Linked DNA regions of Homo sapiens: region 1 is linked to region 2. A link is an interaction called in ENCODE POLR2A ChIA-PET data of the cell type or tissue named here. Cell type or tissue: GM12878. All regions are shown on one strand. Links, peaks and the distances in the headings refer to the core of each region. The heading gives the core; the rest is flanking DNA.

The links. Peaks named below come from ENCODE experiments on the same cell type or tissue, not always from the same donor. Only the 100,000 strongest peaks of a DNase experiment are listed, where the experiment ranks them.
Region 1: POLR2A ChIA-PET joins it to region 2 with 12 read pairs; 3 of 35 experiments call an interaction of 5 or more read pairs at or near these places.

What each region holds. Positions count from the first base shown.
Region 1 is chr10:88,302,302-88,307,681 of GRCh38, forward strand. All of the region lies in intron 6 of RNLS (renalase, FAD dependent amine oxidase), which reads right to left. The region is part of intron 1 of LOC101929727 (a long non-coding RNA gene); the gene reads left to right. Among named protein-coding and RNA genes, the nearest start is that of RNLS, 280 kb to the right of the region's middle. In GM12878, for the core only: no CTCF peak of the experiment used is centred there; no DNase peak of the experiment used is centred there.
Region 2 is chr10:88,383,528-88,388,907 of GRCh38, forward strand. The region is part of intron 4 of RNLS (renalase, FAD dependent amine oxidase); the gene reads right to left. Among named protein-coding and RNA genes, the nearest start is that of RNLS, 200 kb to the right of the region's middle. In GM12878, for the core only: no CTCF peak of the experiment used is centred there; DNase peaks (open chromatin) are centred at 2,214, 2,524, 2,874 and 3,794; H3K4me3 peaks cover 2,680 bases; H3K27ac peaks cover 4,716 bases.

The DNA of each region.
Region 1 (5,380 bases), core at 102-5,101, 81 kb before region 2:
TTTTATTATGGAAAAGAACTACGAAACAAAACACCTAATGTACTCTAACTGATAAACACAATTGATTGTTGTCTTTCAAAGTACTTATCTTAGAAGGCTATGTATTTATATCCATGACGATGAACTGGCCAATGTCTTTGAAGGTTGCCAGATTCAAAATTGCTATTAAAATCAGCTTACTGGCTACATTAAAACAGATAAACAAATATAAGCCAGTTGTATTTCTTTAGTTACCTCTAAATTTTTTTTAATTGTTAAGACTGACCATCCATTTGATTTAAATGAGTTAAGTACAAATGACTGTGGTTTTAAAAACAATAAATTGAACCTCAAGTTTCAAAGACCTGATCCAACTGATGATATGTTGAAGAATATGTGTCAGACTATGAAAGAGATGCCCAATTTTATTGAAATAAGGGTGTAGTTTGTCGAGGTGGCTGACTACTTTGAAGAGGACAACAATCTTTTGGATTTACAAGTTTGGTATATACATGATATCAGCCACTACCTTCCAGTTCCAACTCATCTAAAAGGAGAAAATGAGGGTAATAGAAAAATGCAGGGAGAGGGGGGAGGCAAGATGGCTGACTAGATGCAGCCAGGTGGAATGGCTCCCACTGAGGGACCAAGACAACTGACATGCTCCTAATAGATCTTCAGAAGGAAGGCACCCAAAGTGGACTGAGGGAAGACACAGAAGCTGTACTAAAGAAGGAGAAAGCTGGGAACACTGCATGGGGCTACTGCACACCTGGACTCATTCCTGGCCACAGTGGCTCCAGGGGAATGGGTAAGTTAAACTGGCAAGGAGCAACCTGCTCTCACCATAGGCCTGTGGAACTCTGGCAGGAGAAGATTCCTTAATCACCATGGAAATCAAGTTGGCAGGGAGAGCTGCTTAGAGAAGAGGTAGGGGCAGCAAGCCAGCTGATGTGGAGCCCAGATGGTTTGGTGCAGGAGGATCAGTAGTGAAGTACAGCCAGGGATGGCCATGCCCCTAGGCTTGACTTGCTCCTAGGAGACTTTAGCTCTAGAGGAACTGTTGGACCTGATCTCCGAAAGACAATCTTGCCCATTAGATGGGGCTATGCTGACCTGAGCACCAGCTCAGGCCATGCCTGCTTGCAGGGCAGTCCCAGGTATCCTGCGGCCCTACACTATAGCTTCTGTACTGGTGGACTGTGCCTGACGAGTGCAGAGCTGCAGTAGGGCAGCCTCTACAACCATGCACCAGCCTGCCCACTCCTTCCCTGTACTACAGCTTCCCTCAGGCCCATGGCAACTGTCCACATTGCTTTGCTTTGCTTTGCTTTGCCGGTGCATGTCTGTATGGGGTGGGTTTTGCAGTCCGCCCACCCTCCCCCTACCAATCACCATTGCAGACAGCCTTGATGGGCACAAAACCAGCCAGCCTTACCTCCATCAGTGCCCCACCCTTGTATTAATACTGCACAGAGAACAGCAGATCTTCCCCTTCCCCTTCACTCCCACTTCCAGTGCAAAGAGAAGGCACCCAGACCTGTGCCAGCCAGCACCCTGCCCCCAGGCCAAGACCACTTCCAGTGCGACTGTGTACACAGTCACCAGCTGCATTACCTCCACCAATGTGGTGAACACTCACAGGGAGGCAAGCACCCTGGCATCTGCTAATACTCTGCTGCAGCAGCCATACCTTGGTCCCACCATCACAGTGGGCTGCTAACCTTGAGGAGCCAGAGAACAAAGTTGGGGCCCACTACAAGTCTTGCAGAGTTACAGCATGCAGACCAGGAGTTGGGAGCTAAGTGTTGGCCCCCTACAGTCTTTCAGAAATGAAGCCAGTTGGTTTAATCAACCTTATGCCACAATCAAACTCTCAAGGTCATCAAATAGGATAAAAGGGGCAAAAAATCCAAAGGTCAGCAACCTCAAAGATTGAAGATAGATAAGCTCACAAAGATGAGAAGGAATCAGTGCAAGAACCCTGAAAACTCAAAAAGCCAGAGTGCCTTCTTTCCTCCAAATGACCACATTACCTCTCTAGCAAGAGTTCTGAACTGGCTGAGATGGCCAAAATGACGGAAATAGAATTCAGAATATGGATAGGAATGAAGAACACTGAGCTTCATGTTGAAACCCAATCCAAGGAAGCCAAAAATAATGATAAAACAAGGCAAGAGCTGACAGACAAAATAATTGGTATAGAAAATAACATAACTGACCTGAAAGAGCTGAAAAACACATTACAAGAATTTCATAATGCAATCACTAGTATTAGCAGCAGAATAGACCAAGTGGAGGAAAGAATCTCGGCGCTTAAAGACTGGCTTTCTGAAATAAGATGGTCAGGCAAGAATAGAGAAAAAAGAATGAAAAGGAGTGAACTAAACCTCCAAGAAATATGGGATTATGTAAAGAGACCAAATCTATAAATCATTGGTGTCCCTGAAAGAGATGAAAAGAATAGAACCAACTTGGAAAACATATTTCAGGACATTGTCCATGAGAGCCTCCCCATCCTAGCTAGAGAAACCAACATTCAAAATCAGGAAATACAGAGAACCCTAGTAAGATACTTCACAAGAAGATCATCCCCAAGATACATAATTGTGAGATTCTCCAAGGTCAAAATGAAAAAAATAATGTTAAAGGCAGCAAGAGAGGAAGGTCAGGTCATCTACAAAGGGAAATCTATCAGACTAACAGCGGACCTCTCAGCAGAAACTCTACAAGCCAGAAAAGATTGGTGGCCAGTATTCAATATTCTTAAAGGAAGGAAATTCCAACCCAGAATTTCATATCTGGCAAAACCAAGCTTCATAAGCTTAAAGAAGAAGAAGAAGAAATAAGAATCTTTACAGACAAGCAAATACTGAGGGAACTCGTTACCACCAGACCTGTCTTACAAGAGCTCCTGTAGGAAGCACTAAATATGGAAAGGAAAGACGGTTACCAGCCATTACAAAAACACACTGAAGACCAGTGACACCATAAAGCAACCACATAAACAAGTCTGCAAAATAACAAGCTAACATCATGATAACAGGATCAAGTATACACATATCAGTACAAAACTTGAATATAAATGGGCTAAATATCCCAACTAAAAGACAAAGAGTGGCAAGCTGGATAAAAAACCAAAACCCATTATGCTGTCTTCAAGAGACCCATCTCACATGCAATGATGCATATAGGCTCAAAATAAAGGGATCTACCAAGGAAATGGAAAAGAGAAGAAAGCAGGGGTTGCAATCCTAGTTTCAGACAAAACAGATTTTAAACCAACAAAGATAAAAAAAGAAGGGCATTACATAATGGTAAGGGGTTCAATTCAACAAGAAGATCTAACTATCCTAAATATATATGCACCCAATACAGGAGCACCTAGATGCATAAATCAAGTTCTTAGATACTTTCAAATAGACTTAGACTCTGACACAATAATAGTGGGGATCTTTAACACCCCACTGATAACATTAGGCAGATGATACAGACAGAAAATTAACAAAGATATTCAGAACTTAAACTCAGCACTGGATCAAATGGAGCTGATAGATATCTACAGAACTGTCCACCAAAAACAACAGACTATACATTCTTCTCATTGTCATCTGGCACACATTCTAAAATTGATCACATTATAGGAAGTAAAAAACTCCTCAGCAAATGCAAAAGAACTGAAATCATAACAAACAATCTCTCAGACCACAGCACAATCAAATTAGAAATCAAGACTAAGACATTCACTCAAAACCATATAGTTACATGAAAACTGAATAACCTGCTCCTGAATAACATCTGGGTAAATAATGAAATAAAGACAGAAATCAGGAATTTATTTGAAATTAATGAGAACAACGATACAACATATCCAAATCTCTGGAACACAGCAAAGGCAGTGTTAAGAGGGAAATTTATAGTACTAAATGTCCACCTGAAAAAGTTGGAAAGATCTCAAGCTAACAATTAACACCAAAACTAAAATAATTACAGAACCAAGAGCAAATACATACCAAAGCTAGCAGAGACAAGAAATACCCAAAATCAGTGCTGAACTGAAAGAGATTGAGACACAAAAAAACCATTCAAAATATCGATGAATTCAGGAGCTGTTTTCTGGAAAAAAATTAATAAAATACACAGACTGCTAGCTAGACTAATAAAGAAGAAAAGAGAGAAGATCCAAATAAACACAATACGAAAAAACAAGCAGGATATTACCACTGACCCTACAGAAATACAAACAACCATCAGAGAATATTATGAACACCTCTATGATTATTAACTAGAAAATATACAATAAATGAATATATTCCTGGATACATACACCCTCCCAAGACTAAACCAGGAAGAAACGGATTTCCTGAACAGACCAATAATAAGCTCTGAAGTTGAGTCAGTAACAAGTAGCCTACGAACCAAAAAAATCTCAGGACCAAACAGATTCACCATTGAATTCTATCAGATGTACAAAGAGCTGGTACCATTCCTGCTGAAACTATTCCAAAAATTTGAGGAGAAGGGACCCCTCCCTAACTCATTCTATGAGGTCAACATCATCCTGATACCAAAACGTAGCACAGACATGACAAAAAAAGAAAACTTCAGGCCAATATCCTTGAACATTGATGCAAAAATCTTCAATAAAATACTGGTAAACAAATCCAGCAGCACATCAAAATCTTATCCACCATGATCAAGTAGGCTTTATCCCTGGGATACAAGGTTAGTTCAACATATGCAAATCAATAAATATGATTCATCATGTGAACAGAACTAAATACAAAAACCACATGATTACCTCAATAGATGCAGAAAAGGTTTTTGATAAAATTCAATACCCTTTCATGTGAAAAACTCTCGATAAACTAGGTATTGAAGGAACATACCTCAAAATAATAAGAGCCATCCATGACAATCCACAGCCAACATCATACTGGATGGGCAAAAGCTAGGAGTATTCCCTTTGAAAACCAGCAAAAGACAAGAATGCTCTCTCTCACCACTCCTATTCAACATAATATTGGAAGTCCTGGCCCACCTGGGCAATCAGGCAAGAGAAAGAAATAAGGGACATCCAAATAGGAAGAGGAAGTTGAACTACCCTGTTTGTAGATGGCATGATCCTATATCTAGAAAACCTCACTGTCAGCCCAAATGCTTCTTAAGCTAATAAACAACTTCAGCAAAGTCTCAGGATACAAAATCAACGTGCAAAAATCACTAAATCACTAACATTCCTATGTACCAACAATAGTCAAGCCAAGGGCCAAATCAGGAATGCAATCCCATTCACAATTGCCACAAAAAGAATGAAACACCTAGGAACACAGCTAACCAGGGAGGTGGAAGATCTCTTCAAGGAGAACTACAAAACACTGCTCCAAGAAGACAGAGATGA
Region 2 (5,380 bases), core at 135-5,134:
AAACGTGCAGCAGATATATCTTTTGAGTTCAAACTACAATTCCAGCAGTGGATTTTTTTGGACTTTGATGCAAGTGCAAATGAAATTTCCTTATTTCAAAATCCATTTAACTGTGCAATTGAGGAGCTTCCACCTACCCTTCAATTGGAAGTAATTAATATAATGACATGCTAAAAGGCAAATACCAAGAGAAGAATCTAATAGAATTCTTTAAGTGCTTTTTAAGTAATGATTGTGCTAAATTAAAATCATATGTTCATCAACAGATATTAGTATTTGACAGTATCTATTTGTGTGAAAAGATATTTTCAAAGACAAAATATGTAAAACCTCATTATGAATCAGCATTAACAGATGGGCATGGGCAATTGATTCTGATGATAGGAAGCACTAACTTTGAACCCCAATTAAGTGAAATGTTATCACTCTCCCACAATAAAAGAATTCAATTTTTCTCATCAGTAGACCTATATTATAGAAAATTATACTTAACTATTATTATCAAATTTTCCATTTTTGTCAATAAAGATTTATAGAAATTTGTTTTCTATCTTGTCATGTAATTGCCCACATAATATCCTTGATTTTGACTCTTGGCCTAAAAAGTCTAACATATTTACTTTTTGGGTCTTAACAGAAAAATGTTGCCAATCCCTGACATAGACTATTCTCTTATGTCCTTTATTGTCAAAGGTGTCTACTAAAGATAATTCTCAAAATAATTGTATAAGTTCATGTTTGTTGAGTGCTTACTATGTGCAAAGCTGTTTAAGTTCAGAGACTTTCTCAAGGTCAAACACTGGTAAATGAATTAACCATTATTTAGATGGTTAACAATGATATAGATAGTACTGTAGTTATAATTCCCATTTTACACATGAAAAAACTTAGGCTCAGAGAGGCTAAGTAATTCCTCAAAGCCACACAACCTAGGCTTTGCAGCCAGGAAGATGAGATTAAATCATGCTTAATTCCCTTACCAGTGTATGACCTTGGGAAAGGCTGTGAACTTCAATTTCTCTACACTATAAATTGAAAATTATAGTACTGACTATATCATAGGGTTGATTTCAATATTAGATTAATTACTATATAGAAAGCACTTAGAACAACTATAGCTCTAGTGTGGAGTAGTCAGAAATGGCCTGGAAGTTCATTTTTAGTAAAGAGATTAATAAAATAGTTTATTATGTACCAGGAGTTGATGGAGAACAGTTCCCAATTCAGCTGTCAATTTGAGCTTTTCGCTTATGAAATCTATGCTATTGAGTTGACGTTTGTTAAGGAAAAGAACCTAATGTCTGATAAACAGGCAAAAATTAACTATTACATTTAAATGTGACTATTGCAGATGTACTAAGTAGTTGAGAAAGCCAGTTGGGGTCATACTCACTTAGGCTTACACCTAGCTTTGCCTCCTTGTTAGCTGTGTGACCTTGGTCAAATCACTTAACCTTTCTGAGCTGAGGTACCCTCCTCTATAAAATGTGGATTTTAAGTAGGCTATTATAGAGGATGATGTGAGGATTTTAAAAGACCATGCATCAAAAGTACCTAAGATGAAGCCTGATTTAAGAATGAGCTCAGCAAATGCTAGCTCATTTCCTTGGATTAGCCTTTCTACACTGACCCAAGGCTTGCAAGGCAAAGCAAAACTAAATAAAAGCAAAATGAAGTTAAAAAGCCCAAACAAATAAAAACCAATTTGTTAATTGGGTGTTGGTGGATAAAAAGACTCTGAAAGTACATCCAGTCAAATTTGAATTTCAGGTAAACTATGAAATTATTTGTAGTATAAGTATATAAGTATGTAGTGTAAGTATCCCAAGCATTGCATGGGATATACTTACACTCACTAAATTCTTCACTGTTTATTCAAAATTCCAATTTAACTGGATGTCAGGTATTTCTATTTATTAAACCCGGCAGCCTAGACATGGTAGAATTTAGTAAGCCCAGACATGACAGACTCCTGAATAGCCAAGGCACAGAATTCAAAAGAGTCAAATGTGTTTCCAACTTGCTAACTGCAAAAGCATCAAGGAAAAGGTTGACCCCACCCTCTCTGTCTCTGCCAAGCAAAGAGCCCAGATGGGAAACCCCAGGTGAGTGATTTAGCCTCCTGTGCATACTCTATGGGATCCTGGTGCAGAGGTTGCTGGGAAAACCGTGGCAGCCTGCCCTAGGTTTTCCTTCGGGTGGGGCCCTGTGGTTATGGTGTGGTGACTCTTTGTCACGGTGCCCCTGCCACGCCCTGCTTAGTCCACCTGGTGGTTGGGGGTAGGGGAGAAGAGAAGTTACAGGCAGAAAAAAAGGACTTATCAATGTAACATATTTCTTAGGTGGTTTGTGCATTGCTGTTTGGGCTTGCAAAACTTTAATTATTACTTTGATGCAGAGTGGCTGCAGATTGTCACTGCCAGGCCTGATTTAATAGCCTGCTTGCACAAAGTCCGACAGAGATTGCTTTTGTTGCACTTTCTAACAGCTCGTGATGGTGGCTTTTTTACGTTAAGGAGGAAACTCTGTGGTTAAACTGTAGCCTAGGTATTTTTAGAGCCGTTACCATGTTAACCGAAATTTCGTACATTTCACCTGCAGGATATGCAGTCGTGCTTAGGGCCTTCCTTAAACTCTAACAAAAAATATAATTTAACAGTTGTTAATACTGTGCTTAGGACCAACTCCATGTTATCAGAAAAGCTACTGACCAAATACTGGACTGCTAAGAATCCTTTTTTTGGATGGGTGGTACTGTGCCATTAGAGAGTATTTTTTTTTCCTTGATATAAAACGAGTTGAAGGAACATAACCAAAAGGCTAAAATTGGTTAGTTCTAAAGGTCAGAGCCTGAAGGCAGTGACCCATTTGTTAATCATTAAGCTTTTCTAAGCCGTCTCTGACAGAATTCTGGCTTTCTGCCACTTCTCTGGTCATTTTAAACTGCAAATTCTTGTACTGTTTCAGTTTTTAAGTAGGTTTCAAAGGTTATGAGAAAGGCATAACTTGTTAGCTATTTTTCCTTATCAAACGTCTTTAGGGTTTTGGAAGGCAGAGCTGTTCTGTGTTAAGAGAATCCTCACAGCATACCCAGCCATACAGCATTTAAAGATGGACTCTTGGGTCCTCTGAAAAGGGTGGATTTCTAGCTATCATTCCCATGTTACTTAGTTTCCATAGATAAGCAGGATGTGAGGGCTGAGGACACCCACTTAGCCATTAGGTATTAGTTCCCAAATCACTGCTATCTCAGGGTAGTTGTCTCCAATAATCCCAGCACTGAAAGTTCAAAAAACAGGAGCAAAATAACCACAATGTATTTATCATCTTCTGTCATCAGTTATAAAGTGGAAGTACTTTAAAATATTTTGAATGCATTTTTGTAAAGCCCAGTGAGGTTCCAGTGCTATGACGTTTCATTGCCAGAAAACTCAATGCCAGTTTATGCTCTAGTCCATCTGAATAAAAAGTGATCTGTACACCCAAAACACATAAACAGAACTAAATTTTATGTAGCCAAGGGACATTAAGCTGCTAAAACATTTGCTTCAATATTGAACATGGAATAGCTGTCCTCTATTTCTCAAGGGAAAAAATATACAGTCAAACCTTGCTTATCCATAACCCAAACTTCCGGAAGCCTTAAGTATTTGGAACTGCTCCAAACCCAGAAGAGGGGAGGAGTGAGAGGAATAGAGTGGGGGTGGGAGAAGTGGGGAGCAGAGAGAGACAGAGAATGAACTAGCGGAAAGCAAGCAAGTCAGCTTTTAGAAGTAGACCTGAAGCCCTAGCAACACTGAAAAGAGACCTGGAGCTTACATCTGATTGGCTTTCCAGCCAGAAGGAATAGAGAGCTCTGATTGGCTGGTGATGATGTCTCCAAATAACCAGCCTTTTTCAGGAAAGCAAATTTATGTGGCAGAAAGGACAAGAGACAGAAGAAGCACGCAAGAAGAAAAGCGAGGAGAACAGAGCAAAAAAAAAAAAAAAAAAAAAAGGAAGATTATTTGTTACAGTGGTGGAGACTGAGACAAAAATGAGAATAACAAGCCTATTTACGTAACTGCTTACAGTTTACAAAGTGCTTTTACATGTAATCATTGATATTGTCTTTACAAAGACCTGCAGGGCTCCCAGAAGTTAAATGGCATGCCCCAGGTCACCCAGCTAGTAAGAAAAATAGTGCATGTCTTCTGGCTAAAAATCTAACACTTTTGATATGGAGCAGGTGTTGTGGAGATAATGATTTAGAGTTGTCCTGTAGGACAGAGGGAAGCAAATGCTCTGACAGCAGAAAAGAAAATCAGAAGGCACGTCAGCCTGTAGTTTAGCGGGCAATGCAGACAGGAGTGAAGGGCTCCCTGTTCTTCACGACCACACACCTTGAAAACATAGATATAGGAAACATCTCTGTGGGTATTTGGAAGGGGAGATGGTTGTGGTACAAATGAAACCTATGTCTAGAGGGCTCAGAGGGCAGTCCTGAATATATTTCCCTGGGGTGTATCACAGTCGCCTTTCATTTAACACGTAGAAGTTGGATACCTAATTATTCCTTCCATCTATCCTTGAAAGCTGTTCCTTCCTCAGGCTTAGTCGACAACATAACCATTCACCCAGTTGCTCAAGCTAAGAACCTGTAAGTCATCTTTGTCTTAATTTTCTTTCCATGTTTAATTTATCAGCAAGTCCTGTAGATTCTACTTCTAAAACACACCTTGAATAAGGCTACTCTGTTCATCTCCATAATCACCATTGTTTTCTCCTTCTGAGCCACTGCAATAACTTGCTATTTGGTTTCAATACTTTCTGGCACCCTGTCTTCCCCAGCTCTTGCCTCCTTCCCTTGAAATCCATTCTCTGGACTATGCCATCCTGCTTAAAACATGCCTGAGAATAATTCAAAATCCTTCCCAGGATCTGGCCCCAGTTTAATTTGCCTCACTCTGCCTAGGACTCACTGTTCTAGCTATGGAGGCCTCCTTTTTGTTATCAGAACACAGCACAGTCTTTCCAGCTGAAGAGACTTAAATATTTTGCTGGTCCCTGTCTCCATGTTATCACATGGCTAGCTCTTTCTCCTATCTCATGCTATCTACACAGACAGTCCTACTCTCACAAGCTGTGTGAGAGTTCCCTTCATTCTCATAGAACCTTTTTATTAACTTTCTGTGACCTCTCAAACTGAAATTACTTATGTTTTTATTTGATTCCTTGTTTATCATCGTCTTTTTATATGACTTCCCCCTACTAGTAATCAAACTCCATTAAGACAAGGATCAGGTCAATTGCCCTCATCACTGTATCCCCAGAGCTTACAACGTGGTACACAGGAGATACTCAATAACTATGTGTCGAATGAATAAGTGAATAAATATCA